Regions from separate parts of the Homo sapiens genome. Here regions 1, 2, 3 and 4 are each linked to region 5. Evidence: chromatin contacts called from ENCODE Hi-C or POLR2A ChIA-PET data. All regions are on one chromosome and are shown on one strand. The core of a region is the stretch at or near the end of the contact, and the rest is flanking DNA. Distances in the headings are between cores, read along the strand shown. Region 1 has its middle 400 kb from the start of LINC01170. Region 2 has its middle 160 kb from the start of ZNF608. Region 3 has its middle 45 kb from the start of ZNF608. Region 4 has its middle 380 kb from the start of LINC01170. Region 5 has its middle 81 kb from the start of LINC01170.

Region 1 (2,708 bases), core at 152-2,651, 480 kb after region 5:
CTTTCTGGGATTTTTATTTTCTTTCTAGAAGACATAGTAACATCACAGATGCTGATGCAAAACCTGGCACCTGAGAGATTACTGAATGTATGTCCAATAAACAAACGTATAATGAGAAAACATTCAGTAAATGAACACCTACAGTTTATCTCTTGCCACTGTCACCTTCTAGGGACCTAGTCTCTTTATTAGGAAAAACAGGTGATAATTCAGAGGACATTCCTGCTGAAATAAAGAATCTCTGATAGACGTGTTGCTGGCTAGTTGCCCTTCCTATGTGCACATGTGATAACCTGTCCTTGTACTTGTCATGGCTGTTTAGCTTCTCTGCTTCACTAGAATATACAGGGAGAAACAGCTTAGGATGTGATACAATACATACATATTGGATGGCATAGTGACCCATCTCTCCTAAAGCTTGTAGTCATAAACTGTGAATTTATTTTTCTATCTTGAAAAATGTACACATTTTTTAGACTTAGTTGAAGACATCATGAATGTGTTTCATAATTAATATAGCTTATTTCATCCATTTTTCACATAGTTATTACACTTTCAATGCTATAATTCTTTTCATCTGATATACTGGGGCACCATATTGAAACTTATTAAGTGGACAGGGGTTAAAGAGAGGGTATGAGATCGAACTTATGGGGACTCCCCATTTCTAGAACTTCCTGAGGGTATTCTCATCTTTTAAATACCCCAAAGCCTATAGCAAAATCAGTGCCCATTAAATATTTGTTGGATTAGTTAATTAATATTTTTTAAAACAGGGTGAAATGGATTACAGAAAAGATTTTTTAAATTGAGGGCAAGGCATCGCTTTAGCAAGGCTTTTCTAGGACTTGTCTTTGTGGATAAAACCCATTTGGTAATTGCTCAGCTCTCTCCTTAATTTCATCTCTAAAGACAGAGTCAGAGTCCTCAGGAATATTATACTGATTATTAATATTTGCTTAAGTATTTCCACTAAATATAAAGTAGATAATGACAGTGGAAATACATGGACATAGTTTTGATTGGTAAATAGAAAATGATTCTGTTATTATTTCCCATGCTAGTAAATTAAATCTATCTTTTGGAGACCAGCTACATCTCTTGCTATGAAAATTTTCTTAGTATTCTTTTTATCAGGGTCGACTTAAAAGGCATTGCCAGATTTCTATGCAGACTAAAATACATACACTGATGTATTTTTCTAATGTGAGTGAACAAGTGAATGCAAAATAGGGAAATTCAGTAACTAACATGATAAAGTGGTGAAACCATGAAAAACACCAGATTGGAAAAAATAGCTGAGCGGGGGTTTTCAGTTCCCTTAACAACCAAGTAGGCAACTTGATTAATGGTGCAGATTGCAGGCAATTCAGTGACCACCTGAATGAACATAAGCAGAGCATAATCACCTGACAAATAGTGGCCCGAACGTTCTGCTTTTGAAATGAGAACTGAGTAAAACTCACATCCTAGCTGAACCAAATCACCCGGCAGCCTCAAATTAGACACGTATAGAAAGAAGTTTTTAAAGTTTCTAAAACATAGTCTAAAATATAGTACTGATTTACATTATCAAAAAGCAAATTAAGAATATGTCTACTTGTAAATAAGGAGTTCAGAGTGGGAAAATAGAGAAATATTCTCATTAGATTATTGCCCTCTTTCCCAGAAATAGATGAAAGACTTCAATTCTACATCAGGATCACTATTTCTATAATCTATAGTTGTTGTTTCTTTTGTTCCATTTTTATGTTCTCAACCATTTATCAACAGCTAAAGAGACCTATTAATCATTTTCTCTAACTGCTACACTTCATAGTGTATCAATTGTAGTCTTGAAATAAAAATAAGATAAATGATTTGGCATGAATTGTGGCCTGATGAACCAAGAACAAAGATCTGACACATGGTAGATCTAAAATTCCTGCCTTATGTTTAAAATGCGCACTTACTAGACTCTTCTGATTTGCCATTTCCTTCCTATTGGCATTCGGAAAGAAGTGCAGATTATAGAATAGGGAAGTTGAATCCAAATTAAATTGCATAGTGCTTGTAAAACGAGAATAAATGTGCCCAGTAACAGTAACACTATTCTTTTTTCTGTCTTTCAGTCTTTCATAAAGGAAGTACCAAATCTTGCCCATACAGGGTACATCACAATTATTATTGATCTTATGTATGAGGCAGGCTTCTCTGCAAGGTTACACAGCACCATGGGATGAATGATAACATTTTACTGAGTGACCAAGGGCTTTTAGTAAAGCCGGTGTTTTGTCTGAGTAAGCCCAGAAAGGAATATGTTAATATAAAAACCTTTAGAAAGATTACTGTTTATAGGTATTAAATGGGCAGTAAAATGATTAGGAGACGTCTAAAAATGTGAAAGAAGAAACATGATGTAGTTAATTTATAATGTTTAACATATGAGAGACTATGTTTTGATCCTGATTTGTGCAGAGGGCCAAACAATTGCCCAATGCAAGTGTAACTTTCTAGTGTACAGACCTGGGTCACAGAGGGCCAAAACAGGGCTGTCATTTTATTATTCCCTTGATATTTTAGTATGCAACTGACAAATACATTTATGACCACTCCCTGCCCTGTACCCACGCATTGTCAGTAATATTGCCAGGAGATTATGACCTTGGTTCTCACTGTGCCCATACAGCTTCAGCATTCTTCCCAACACACTCCTATTTAATCAGGAT
Region 2 (2,700 bases), core at 181-2,680, 380 kb before region 5:
ATTTAGAGATTATCTGCTCTTTCTTTATTCTTCTGTGGTGAACCCTCTCTCCCACTTTTTTCTCCACTGGCTTCTAAACTGTGTCTCTTGAAGTTTGTCCGCCACCTCCCGCCCACATCATTTCCCCACAGTTGATCAGTTGACAGTAAAAAGACAGCAAGGAGGCTGATGTCTGGATGGCTGGATCATTTCTAAGCTGGGTATTTGCAGATCAGGGGTTTCCTGCACTTTGACAAGGATTTTTAAGCGAGTATGGTAAACAGAAAGTTGTAGATTGAGACTCTATAAAGGTGAATCAAAGTGTCTTTTGAAATCACTGGTTTCCCCATATCCCTATTGCCATATCCCTCATTATTCAGAGAAATTACAGAAAAGAGAGGTTAGCCTTCCAGGGTTACTAGTGATTTGCTGTGTTGACCTTTGACATGCTCTTTAATCTCTTAGGACTTTAGTATTTTCATCAATAATAATAACAACCTGTTCTAATTACATCACAGCCTTGCTAGGCAAATCATATGAGAGTAGTATATAAAAGATATACTACTATATTACTAGAACTAGATATTAAAAAAGGACTAGGTTAGCTTGTGTAAATAGCTTTTTAAATAATGAATGCTATGTGAATCAATATATTAATAATGAGAAAAATTAGATTTGCTTGAAAACAAAATGCTATTAAAAACAGGAAGAAGCCATGGGAAAAAAGTTTAATTTGTCATTATAACAGGTAAAGAATATTGCTATAGTCACCTTCATAATGCTCTGAGCTTCCTACCCTTACAGTGAACATTCAATACATTTGGAATAAAGAACACGTTTGAGATACACTATCAAATCAAAATGGTTTTCCTGGTTTGATCAGTGGTGGAAATCGAGGCTATTAATTTAATATCCACTCCTTCTCACCATGCACACTGGGTCATTATTTAACTGTGAGCAAATGGTCTAGGTGACTCTTAGCAAATCCTGAAAATATGTAATTTCCATTCCCACTACCAATTCCGATCAAGGCCATTCTGAAGTGCAGCAAATGAGTTTAAGTACAGGGTTGACACTGCACCGAGTACTGGCACTTTCTTGCTCCAGAGGAAGACAAATGTAAATGCTTGAAAAAACACAGTTGAGAGAATAATTGAAAATGCGTTCAATGTCTTCATCCTCTGAGAATATGTGTGTGCATGTGTGTATTTGTAGTTGCTCTTTCATAAAATGTGTATGTGTCTGTTTTGATTCTGAAGCTTCCCTCTGGTGTGGGTAGGTTTCACAGAGGGGTTCTGGCTTGTAAAGGTTAACCATGCAGAAATCAAGGCTTTGTGCATTTTTGCAAAGGTCACACTCATCAGCAGTTCCGGAAAGACTGCTGGGCAGGGCCATGGTAACCACCCCATGAGTGAACCATGGCTCTGGGTTTCATTTCCTTTAAGAACACCGCTACAGCCCCTGGTTGTGTCACCAAGAGATAAAGAGGCTGCTCAGTCACTTGAAATTCAATTTGTACATTACTCCAACCTAGCCCACCTCTTTCCTTCATGGTGTTTGGCAGCTGCTTGCTGGCACTCTGCATTTCAAATGCCTGAGCTGCAGGAAGCTGTTTAATAAGTGGGATAGGTTTTGATTAATGTAACAAGCTAAAAATAGACCATGATGTAATGCATATCTCAGCAGGAATCACAGAGCAAATTGGACGGTTTCAAAGGACCATGCTGCAGCAGAGAGTTTCTCTAAAGAAATATATTTATGTTTTTATAGCACCTTGAAGGGTCAAATTGTAGAATGAGTACATTTTGGACATGGAAGCTTGTCCTGTGGGTCTTTGAATAGCAATTATAGGTGACCACACAAGAAGCTCCAGAGAAAACTGGATATTTGACACTGACTCAGGTACACTAAGGGTCATCTATACTTCACCAAACACCCTGGTATTATTATTTTTAAAAACAGCAAAAGCGAATAGAAATGGTAGCAGTAAAATTCTGGCAGTATCTGTAAACTCAGTTATTTAAGTATTGCATTTAGTTTCGTCTAATGATCTAAAAGCCTCATGTAGTCCTATGTTTAAAGGCATTGATTTAAATTTCTCATTTCTTAGTGGATAAAATAATTAGAATTCATGTTGCTTGGTTTAAGAAAGACCAATGAAAAGAAAAGCAATAGACTTGTACGGCAAGATTCCCTTATATTTACTGAGAAATGGCACAATATGTAAATGAAATGTGGGATCACTTTTCTTAAGGGAGCAATAATTAAAGATTAAAAACAAAGTCTGGAATGTACTAAAAAGAAATGAAGGAAATAAATTCATTGTTTGTAATTGTTGTTTACTAAATCTATACATTGTAAGTTGCTAAAAATCACTTTGGATATTTAGTCAAAGTATGTGTGTCTGTGTATGTGTGTTGATGTGGTGTGGTGGGGGTAAGGGATGGGGGAAAATCTTCCCTTGCTATAAATGCAAATGAGTGTGTGGAAAAAATTATGTTTTTGTATTTTTCTCTACAAGTAATTTCACCTTCCCACTATGAGAATCTGTGTACTTTATAAATGGTCCCACACTCTGGTTACTGTAAAGATGTTGACTTGTTACCTTGCCAGTGAGGGAGAGCCAAAATTAACATTCTTAGGCTGTATGAGTAATATTTTTCCTAGAGAACTTGCCTATCTACTCAAAGTACTCATCTCATGGGATAGTCAATTAATACA
Region 3 (2,700 bases), core at 123-2,622, 270 kb before region 5:
AAAAAGCATGTGATCATCCACATTTTATCTCAGGCTCCTTAAAAAGAGGAAAAGGAACTTATGTCTACTAAAAATTATTGTGTGTGAATGTCCTACAAGAGTTCTAGGAGTTACTCTACTATCAAGATGTTTAGGAATTTGTCCATATTGAACAACATTCCTTCCTTAAAATGTCTGGCTATCATTCCATATCATTGTTGATTTCAGATTATTTAAACTCCATCAAAAACACGTCAGCTACCACTTGCAGCCTCAAGACTATACAGTTGTCCCTCAGTATCTATGTGGAATTGTACCAAAATCTGCACATGCTCTGTCCCTTGCACAGAATAACCTAGTATTTGCATATAACTTACACACATTCTCTCATATACTTTAAGTTATCTCTAGATCACTTATAATACTTAATACAATGCCTACACATCACCACATTCACGTGAATTCAACACAATGCTCGGCGGGTGGCAAATTCAACTTTTGCTTTTGGCAATTTTGTGGGTCTTTTTTTCCCCAACATTTTCAACCCGAGGTTGATTAAATCCATGGATGTGGAACCCAGGAATGTGGAGGACCAACTGCATACACAGATGTTACACCATTTTTAGAGAAAAGCTTGTACATTTTCAAAAAGTATTTGTGGTTAGTTTATTAACATTATTTAAATAATAACACAACCAGAGTTGATTTGCTGCCACTACCTTGGAAATATTTAAACATTATTAAAACTAAGCTACACATTCTAGTTTTATCTCTAAAATTAATGCTTTTAGGCTCAATTTATGCCTGTCAACAAGTAATGATCATAGATGTGAGCTGGCTCATAATCCAGAGGTACTAGGTTACAATGTGTTACCATGGAAACTGTGTTTTATTGCATTCTCTCTTCTTGATTTAAGGCATTTGACAATCATAGCAACTGTTTGCCAGTCTTCTCACATCATAAAAAATTCAAAACCACAAACAACCAATAGAAAAAAAAAAAGAAAAAAAGAAGGAATATCCTCTACTGTTCTCAGACCCCTCTAGAAACATAAAAAGGAAATGACAGCCTTATATTTAACACGAACCTTTTGTGAATAGTTTATCTCTTAGAAAGTCTAAATGTGTTGGAAAATTCAATCAGTGGTTAGTCATCGAATGGACCTGTCTGCCTATGGTTCATTTTGTTTATTGCATCATATATCTTTTATGATCACTGGGACTTTAGCCTGAAACAGCATTTTCTTTAACAAGGACCGTGTTTCCTTTAACGTTGTTTATTGCATCTGAAACATTACTCTTTGAAATCATGGTACATTTTCCATCGAGCAAAGGTCTGCAACCGAATCTTGCATGAATGTGTTTATTCAGGAGCTAGAGCAGAGGGGGAAAAAAAAAACCACCTTATCCAGTTCATGTAACATTAATCACTTTGCCAGTGTTCAGCTGAGGTCATTGCCACATTCCTAGCAGTATTAAGGCAAGTCAAGATTAATCACATACATTAAACCTTGGAAGGGGAGCACGTGAAAGGGATCTCAAATTAGACATGTCTTAAAAGACAGAGAAGGGACTGTAGCTAAATGGGTTTACCTTGCTGCAGTCTGTCTTGGATATAACTTGCTCGCTTTTACCACATGTAGTCATACAACTGCTATGAATCTGTAGGCCTTTTTCCTATTTCTGAAAGCTTATAAGTCAAATTTAAGGTCTTTCTGAGCATTCAAAATAAAGACTCATTCACCAAACATCTTTTAGTACATACTAAACACCAGGCACCTGCTAGGAGCTGTCCATGCCAAGATGAATGAGACATAGCCCTCCCTCTCTCTGCCTCCTCCAATAAGTGCATAACCCAACCAGGAGCACTAATACCACTAATACCATGTGCACTGGGAACATGATTTGGTGTGAGTACAGAAGGGAGAATGGCTGATTGTGATGGGAAATCAGAAAACACCGAAGTTAACTTCAGACAGGGAGAAAGATGAGAAAAGCAATCTAGACATAGGAAACAACATAAAGCCTTAGTGAGTGTTCATAGACTGATGAGTAATCTGTTGGGGCTGGGGCAGAAAGCAAGACTGTGTAGGAGAGTTGGAAGGCGTGGTAGAAGATGAGATTGTACAGTATCTTGGAGCCAGATTGCAAAAGTCTTTGAACATGTACTTTATTCTAAAAGGAATGAGAAAACTGTGAAGAATTTGAAGCAGAAAAGTTAGAATAATCAGATTGTATTGGAAAATGATTATTTGGGGCAAAGGCAGGTTGGATGGCAGATTAGTTGGTAAGAAACTAGAATCACTGTCTCCAAAGTGGAAGAGAGTACAAGTCATCCAGAAAAGCCGTGATAACAGCTTAAACCCATAGAGTGGAGAGAAACACTGTGGAGCCAGATATGACAGAACTAGTCAATAGAGTTCCGGAAGGGAGCCAGAGGGTGGACGGTGGAGCAAAAGGAATCTAAGAAGATGCCAAGGGATTTGGTTGTGTCAAATAAGCAGATGATAATGCCATGGACCAAGGCATGGAAGGTCATGGGAATGGTGATTTCTGTTAGGATGTTATGGCACTCATGAGTGACAACAGGGCTGGATACATTGATTTGGGGGTCATCAACTTATTCTTGATTGTTTAAGTCATAGAGGAAGATAAGACTATTACAGGCAAAAAAGTAGAAAAAGAAGGAGAGAGAGTCCAGGGAATATTTTATGGGAGAAA
Region 4 (2,764 bases), core at 85-2,584, 460 kb after region 5:
TTGTTTGTCATTTACTAATTGTAGTGAGTTGAACAATGTTCCCCCCCAAATCTGTGTCAAACCAGAATCTCAGAATGTTATTTGGAAATAAGATCTTTGCAGATGTAGTTATTTAAAAATCTCAAGACGAAATTATCCCAGATATAAGGTGGGCACAAAGTTCAATGACAGGTATCCTTATAAAAGAGGAAAGGACACAGAGACCCAAGAAGAAGGCCATGTGGAAAGAGGGGCAGAGTTTGCAGTTATGTTGCCACAAGCCAAAGAACACCAGGAGCCACCACAAATTGGGAGAGGTAAGGAAGAATTCTCCCCTAAAGTCTTTGGAGGGAGCATAGTCCTGCTGACGTCTTGATTTCAGACTTCTGGCTCCCAGTGTTATGAGAAAATAATTTCTCGTTTTTAGACACCAAATTTTTTTATTATTTGTTATGGCATCCATATGAAATGAATACACCAGTGAAGCTATAAAGTATGAGAAAGTGGGGAGAAAGCTGAAAACTCTAAGAAATGACTTTGCTGGAGAAGGGGAAGTTCATGTCAAAGTTCATTAGCATTGAGATAAAAAAGATCAGTGCTATTCCCCATACACTGTACATTCTCCCTTGTGCCTTTATCCTAATTAATCAGATGCTGACCAGGCTTTGTATATTATCTGATGGCCATTCTCAGGAAAAGCAAGGATTTGCTGAGCTTTTGCACTTTTCTGAGATGGGGAAGGCACTGAGAAAAAGGGCGCATGACGATTTTACTACAGAAATTCTGCAGTGTGATTTGGCATCATGACAATTTGGCCATCTGCTTTGTGGAGGGAGTCCAGCACCATCAACGAGACAGTGTAATTTCTGTCACTTCTTAGAGAAGCATCCTTGTAACACAACAGTCCTTTGGTGGGTTCATTGTGTGGCAGTGTAAATTTTCATGACTAGGGTCCTCGTCCATCCTGGTTTGCCTCAGACAGCCCCAATTTATGCCTGTTGTCCTGGCTGAATTAATTACAGCCCTCCCTTTTTCACTTTGAAAAGTGTCCCTGTTTGGATGATAAATTATATAGCCACCTTAGCTATGACACAATCTCTCATTAAAAAAAAAAAAAAAAAGCTGTAAAGCTTTGCAAATTGATTTACTTTCATTTTCTTGCCAACCCCACAAGATTACTTACAATGTTTTGGAAATAGTAATTACATTTTTTTTTAAAGAGAGTTTTGCCTGGGAGTTAGAAAAGGGAAGTTCAAAAAGGGAAGTCTATGCTGTCTGTTTCCTAAAGACTGTTTCGCTCCTCCACAGCAGGTGCCCCCACCAGTGCCTCCCTACCCGCTCCCAGCTTTGGTGGCAGAGCAATGCCTCTATCCAGTGAAAGGAATTTGGCTGCTTCAGCAAGGTGACAACTGCACACATCCATATCTGCAAGGCAGGTGTAAGCTGGCATTTTGCCCAAGTCTAGCCAGACAGCTTCATAAATCCTGCCCTTACCACAGCCCGAATTACTTTTCATGACACAAAGCCAAGCTGTGTTATTCACCTAATGCCCCGATTTACAGTTCCCAAGACAAAAGAACATACAGATAGAGTTTCAGGGCTCTGTTTGCCTTCACGTTTATCTAAAGGTCAGTTTCAGGTCACGCTCAAGAAACCTGACAAATGGTGGTGAATAAACCTAAAAATAAATTAAATGCAAGTGGGAAACTTAAGCATTCCTTATTCTTGTGCCAAAAGAAAACTCAACCCAATTGACATTCTTTTAATATCTGAGATAAACAGCTGTTCTCTTATTCATGGCATCGTAGGGAATTATCATGCTCCCTTCAGCTCCTGCGCACATGTACATGTGTGTGCTTCCACATAAGGTACCCACATGTACACACATACACACGTCTCGGCGCAGTTCCCGTTTAGGTATTTGTTCTTGTGTCTTTAAGGACCTGAGTTCATGGAAGACTTGAGGGTCCTCAGAGTGAGAACTGCTCTTATCTGGAACAGTGCTGTGGTTGCCCAGGAGTACCACTCATGTCCTGCCAGGCTCAGGGGCACTAGGACGTCAAGCAGAAATCTCATCACTCTATGAACGAGAAAATCAGACCAACAAATGCCGGTCCTTGGAGAGAGATAATTGCTCATATGCCAGATTCATGAAGGTGAGAGTTGAGCAGTTAACCTGAAGAATGCTTCATGCAAATAGGCTTAGAACTGCGGAACAAGAAAGTGCTGGAGCCCCACCAACTGAAAATACCTCTGCAGAAACCTCAAGACCTCAACAGTCCATTGCCGAGTTGTTGGCCATGACAGGGCTTCTAGAGCAGCACTTAATTTACCCTTGGTAATTCTAAGGAAAATGATAGACAACAACAAAAAACCCACCTTCTGCCCTTCAGAAAACTGCAATAGACTTTGAGATCTACCCCACTATGCTGTGTTTTTCTATATGTAAACCTTCTCTATGATGTAGATTTTCCTTCCTCCCACTCCATCCCCAAACCCCCAGCCTCGCTTTTCTATTCACAAGATTGGGACAGAAATTTCACTAAGAGAAGTAAGACACTGCTGGAGAAGAAACACACTGAGCCCATCACATTTCACAGTGGGTTTGTAAATTCCAGCTGCCTCTGTTAGGGTTACAGAACAAGCCCAGAGTTGTTTCTAAAGACATAGTCAAGTAAAACTCATCACTGTCAAGCTTCTGAATGCAAGGAAGAAGTGTGGCAGATGAATGTGTTTCTGTGACTGGTTTGAAAACCTGCCATATGGTTTGTGGACAGTAGCATTT
Region 5 (2,709 bases), core at 184-2,683:
ACAAGTAGGCTTCCCTGCTCTCTCTCTTCCATTTTTACTGCTGGCCCTACCCCAGGGATGTGGGCTATATACCATTTTTTTTCTGGCTGTTATCTTTTTTTAATTTTCTGCGATCTAACTCTTTTTTTTTTTTTTGAGGCGGAGTGTCGCTCTTTCGCCTAGGCCAGAGTGCAGTGGTGCTATCTCGGCTGACTGCAAGCTCCGCTACCCAAGTTCACGCCATTCTCCTGCCTCAGCCTCCCTAGTTGCTGGAACTACAGGCGCCCGCCACCGAGCCCGGCTAATGTTTTGTATTTTTAGTAGAGACGGGGTTTCACAGTGTTAGCCAGGATGGTCTTGATCTCCTGACCTGGTGATCCGTCCGCCTCGGCCCCCCAAAGTGCTGGGATTACAGGCGTGAGCCACCGTGCCCGGCCTCTGTGAAGGATATGAATGTTTACATATCTGTAAGCCACAAAACTCATATTCATTTTCAATTTCTTGTTACTCTCCATGATAGAAAGCAGAATGGGGCTGCTCACAAAACCCAGTGGATGACAGAGGTTTAGGCCTCCTTCATGAAGTTCCATAGGAGTTGTTCCCTGTCCACAGTGAATTGTAGCAGGAAGTAGAGTTGCTCACTGCTAGTCTCCTCTTTCACACACTTCTTAGGGGAGTCTCACACAGTTGTTATACCATCTTCAATCCCTAGGAATGTTCCCCTTCAAAATTACTCCTTCTAATGAGTGAGGTTCTCTAGCAATTACAAGTCTGCTTTCAAATTCTAGTGGCTCAATTGTGTATAAAGAGGAATGGAAATATGCCTGTTATTCTGGTGTCATTATTCATGCTCTTGCTCTATTCATCTTCCTTATAGCCACAGTCATTTTAATCCATCTCTGATACTCACTCACTAGCTTAACCAACCCTCAGACCCAGGTGTGGTCTACCCCTCACACACCACTTGCAGCTGGGGAACTATCTTTCAAACTTGTTTCTCCAAGTTGCTTAGTTCAGGTAACTTTTCCTGTACTCTGTCTTTGCCAAAACATCAGCTTTTAAGGCCTGCTCGTTCTTTTAAGAAGCAACACTAAAAAACAAGTGTTTAGATTAGAAGAAGGTGTACAGGACAGACTTCAGACAGGTGGAAATTTAGAAAATAGATTAAGCCTCTTGGGTGGCATTTTAAAGAATTTGTACTTCTAGAATTCATACTGCATCCAGATCCGGAAGAAGTCAAAATAGCAGGGACGGGGAGGTGATATGACAATGTCAAAAAAGTTACAGGCTGAAATGAAATATGAAAGAGGAAGTTTTACACCTTTTAAGGGGGCACAATCGGTATAGCCATTTAGTTTCTGTGGCTGTGCTATACCACATAGACTGTTAATTGTCATGAATCTGCTTTTCCTCTGAGGGTCTATTTATATCCTGTTGGAGAGCCAGTGGCACTGAGTCATGGCAATGTGCAGAGCTAGAATTAAGCAAGCTGGTGATTACTTATGCCTGTACAAGCAAGGGGCCAGTCCTTTGGGCAAAATTTCAGGAGCATTCCCTTCCATCTGCTGATAAAAAAGCCTTTTCTATGTTGGGCTATTGCAGTTAAAGCAACTCCTTTGGAGAAGACAAAGTGGTATAGTAAAAAAGGACTGAACATAGATCAGTTCTGGTTATGAATCTTGATTTATTCCTTAATACTGCATTGACCTTGGTCAAGTCAATTACTATCTGGGAACCTTAAATTTACCACCACTGAGTTAGAAATATTTATTTATTTTTCTTTTCTTTTTTTTTTTATTTTGGAGACAGGGTTTCACTCTTTTACCCAGGCTGGAGTACAGTGGTGCAATCCTAGCCCACTGCAATCTCAAACTCCTGGGCTCAAGTGATCCACTCCCCTCAGCCTCCCAAGTAGCTAGAACTACAGGCGCAAGCCACCATGCCTGTTTAATTTTTGAATTTTTTGTAGAAACAAGATCTCTCTATGTGATCAAGCTGGTCTCAAACTCCTGGCCTCAAGTGATCCTCCTGCCTCGGCCTCCCAAAGTGTTGGGATTACAGATGTGAGCTGCCATGCCTAGCTGGAAATATGGAGTTACAGATGTGAGCTTCCATGCCCAGCTGGAAATATTTATATTTTTATATCTTGTGCCCTTCTGGGATCAATGAGAGGATGAAATGGGATAGCATATTTGTTGACACTATAGAAACAATAACATGCTTTAGGCAGCTCAATGGTCAAACCAGGCAAGCTCTGTTAAGAAGAAATATATTCTGCTTACAGTAGCAAACTATCTAATTATCAGCCACAATCTCTAAGTTCATTAGGAATCTTTTAGTTGTGAGGGACACAAATGGTCTCCAGTGTCGTTAAGCAAATAGGTGAAATTTCACAAAGTTCTTGGGGGCTTCAGAATTGATAGGAGATTGAAGAACTAGAATTGGGAAAGTGGACAGAAGCCAGGAGAGTCAACAATCAGGGAGTAGTGCCGTCATGTTTTAGCAGAAGCAGCCTGACCAGAATGTCACTACCACCAGTACTATAGGACAGGACTTCTGCTACTGAAGGGACAACCTCTCCATCTGCAGCCTCCTCCTCAATTAATGAGGATATTCCTTCCTATCACATCTCCTGCTGTAGGTGAATCCAAGCAGTTCTCGTGCTTTGGCATTACAATGCTAGGATTCAAAGCCCTAGACAAGAGCATCTTCTAGGCCAGCTCTGGGTCA

What was found. Hi-C counts contacts between places; a loop is a spot of excess contacts on that map. ChIA-PET counts read pairs that join two places held with the same protein, here RNA polymerase II (POLR2A). Pooled maps may share reads with other maps.
Region 1: a loop to region 5 is called in a map with no recorded cell type, with 3 times the contacts of the local background. The contact joins two enhancer-like sites. A Hi-C loop is called at or near these places in 3 of 37 single-sample maps with no recorded cell type and 4 of 50 pooled maps. POLR2A ChIA-PET finds 5 or more read pairs at or near these places in 2 of 52 experiments (GM12878 and endothelial cell of umbilical vein).
Region 2: a loop to region 5 is called in a map of aorta, with 3 times the contacts of the local background. The contact joins two enhancer-like sites. A Hi-C loop is called at or near these places in 3 of 168 maps with a recorded cell type or tissue (Caco-2, aorta and ascending aorta), 7 of 37 single-sample maps with no recorded cell type and 7 of 50 pooled maps.
Region 3: a loop to region 5 is called in a map with no recorded cell type, with 2.1 times the contacts of the local background. The contact joins two enhancer-like sites. A Hi-C loop is called at or near these places in 3 of 37 single-sample maps with no recorded cell type and 2 of 50 pooled maps. POLR2A ChIA-PET finds 5 or more read pairs at or near these places in 2 of 52 experiments (H1 and OCI-LY7).
Region 4: a loop to region 5 is called in a map with no recorded cell type, with 4 times the contacts of the local background. The contact joins two enhancer-like sites. A Hi-C loop is called at or near these places in 18 of 37 single-sample maps with no recorded cell type and 4 of 50 pooled maps.

The regions. Positions count from the first base shown.
Region 1 is chr5:124,033,789-124,036,496 of GRCh38, reverse strand. No RefSeq gene overlaps it. Among named protein-coding and RNA genes, the nearest start is that of LINC01170, 400 kb to the left of the region's middle. RefSeq lists an enhancer at 1,159-1,208. Within about 2 kb of position 1,401, at least 2 of the 41 ENCODE cell types and tissues checked have a DNase peak (open chromatin) inside an H3K27ac peak, as active enhancers do.
Region 2 is chr5:124,901,166-124,903,865 of GRCh38, reverse strand. No RefSeq gene overlaps it. Among named protein-coding and RNA genes, the nearest start is that of ZNF608, 160 kb to the right of the region's middle. Within about 2 kb of position 1,430, at least 9 of the 41 ENCODE cell types and tissues checked have a DNase peak (open chromatin) inside an H3K27ac peak, as active enhancers do.
Region 3 is chr5:124,789,794-124,792,493 of GRCh38, reverse strand. No RefSeq gene overlaps it. Among named protein-coding and RNA genes, the nearest start is that of ZNF608, 45 kb to the right of the region's middle. Within about 2 kb of position 1,372, at least 3 of the 41 ENCODE cell types and tissues checked have a DNase peak (open chromatin) inside an H3K27ac peak, as active enhancers do.
Region 4 is chr5:124,055,966-124,058,729 of GRCh38, reverse strand. No RefSeq gene overlaps it. Among named protein-coding and RNA genes, the nearest start is that of LINC01170, 380 kb to the left of the region's middle. RefSeq lists an enhancer at 1,829-2,018. Within about 2 kb of position 1,334, at least 10 of the 41 ENCODE cell types and tissues checked have a DNase peak (open chromatin) inside an H3K27ac peak, as active enhancers do.
Region 5 is chr5:124,518,315-124,521,023 of GRCh38, reverse strand. No RefSeq gene overlaps it. Among named protein-coding and RNA genes, the nearest start is that of LINC01170, 81 kb to the right of the region's middle. Within about 2 kb of position 1,433, at least 4 of the 41 ENCODE cell types and tissues checked have a DNase peak (open chromatin) inside an H3K27ac peak, as active enhancers do.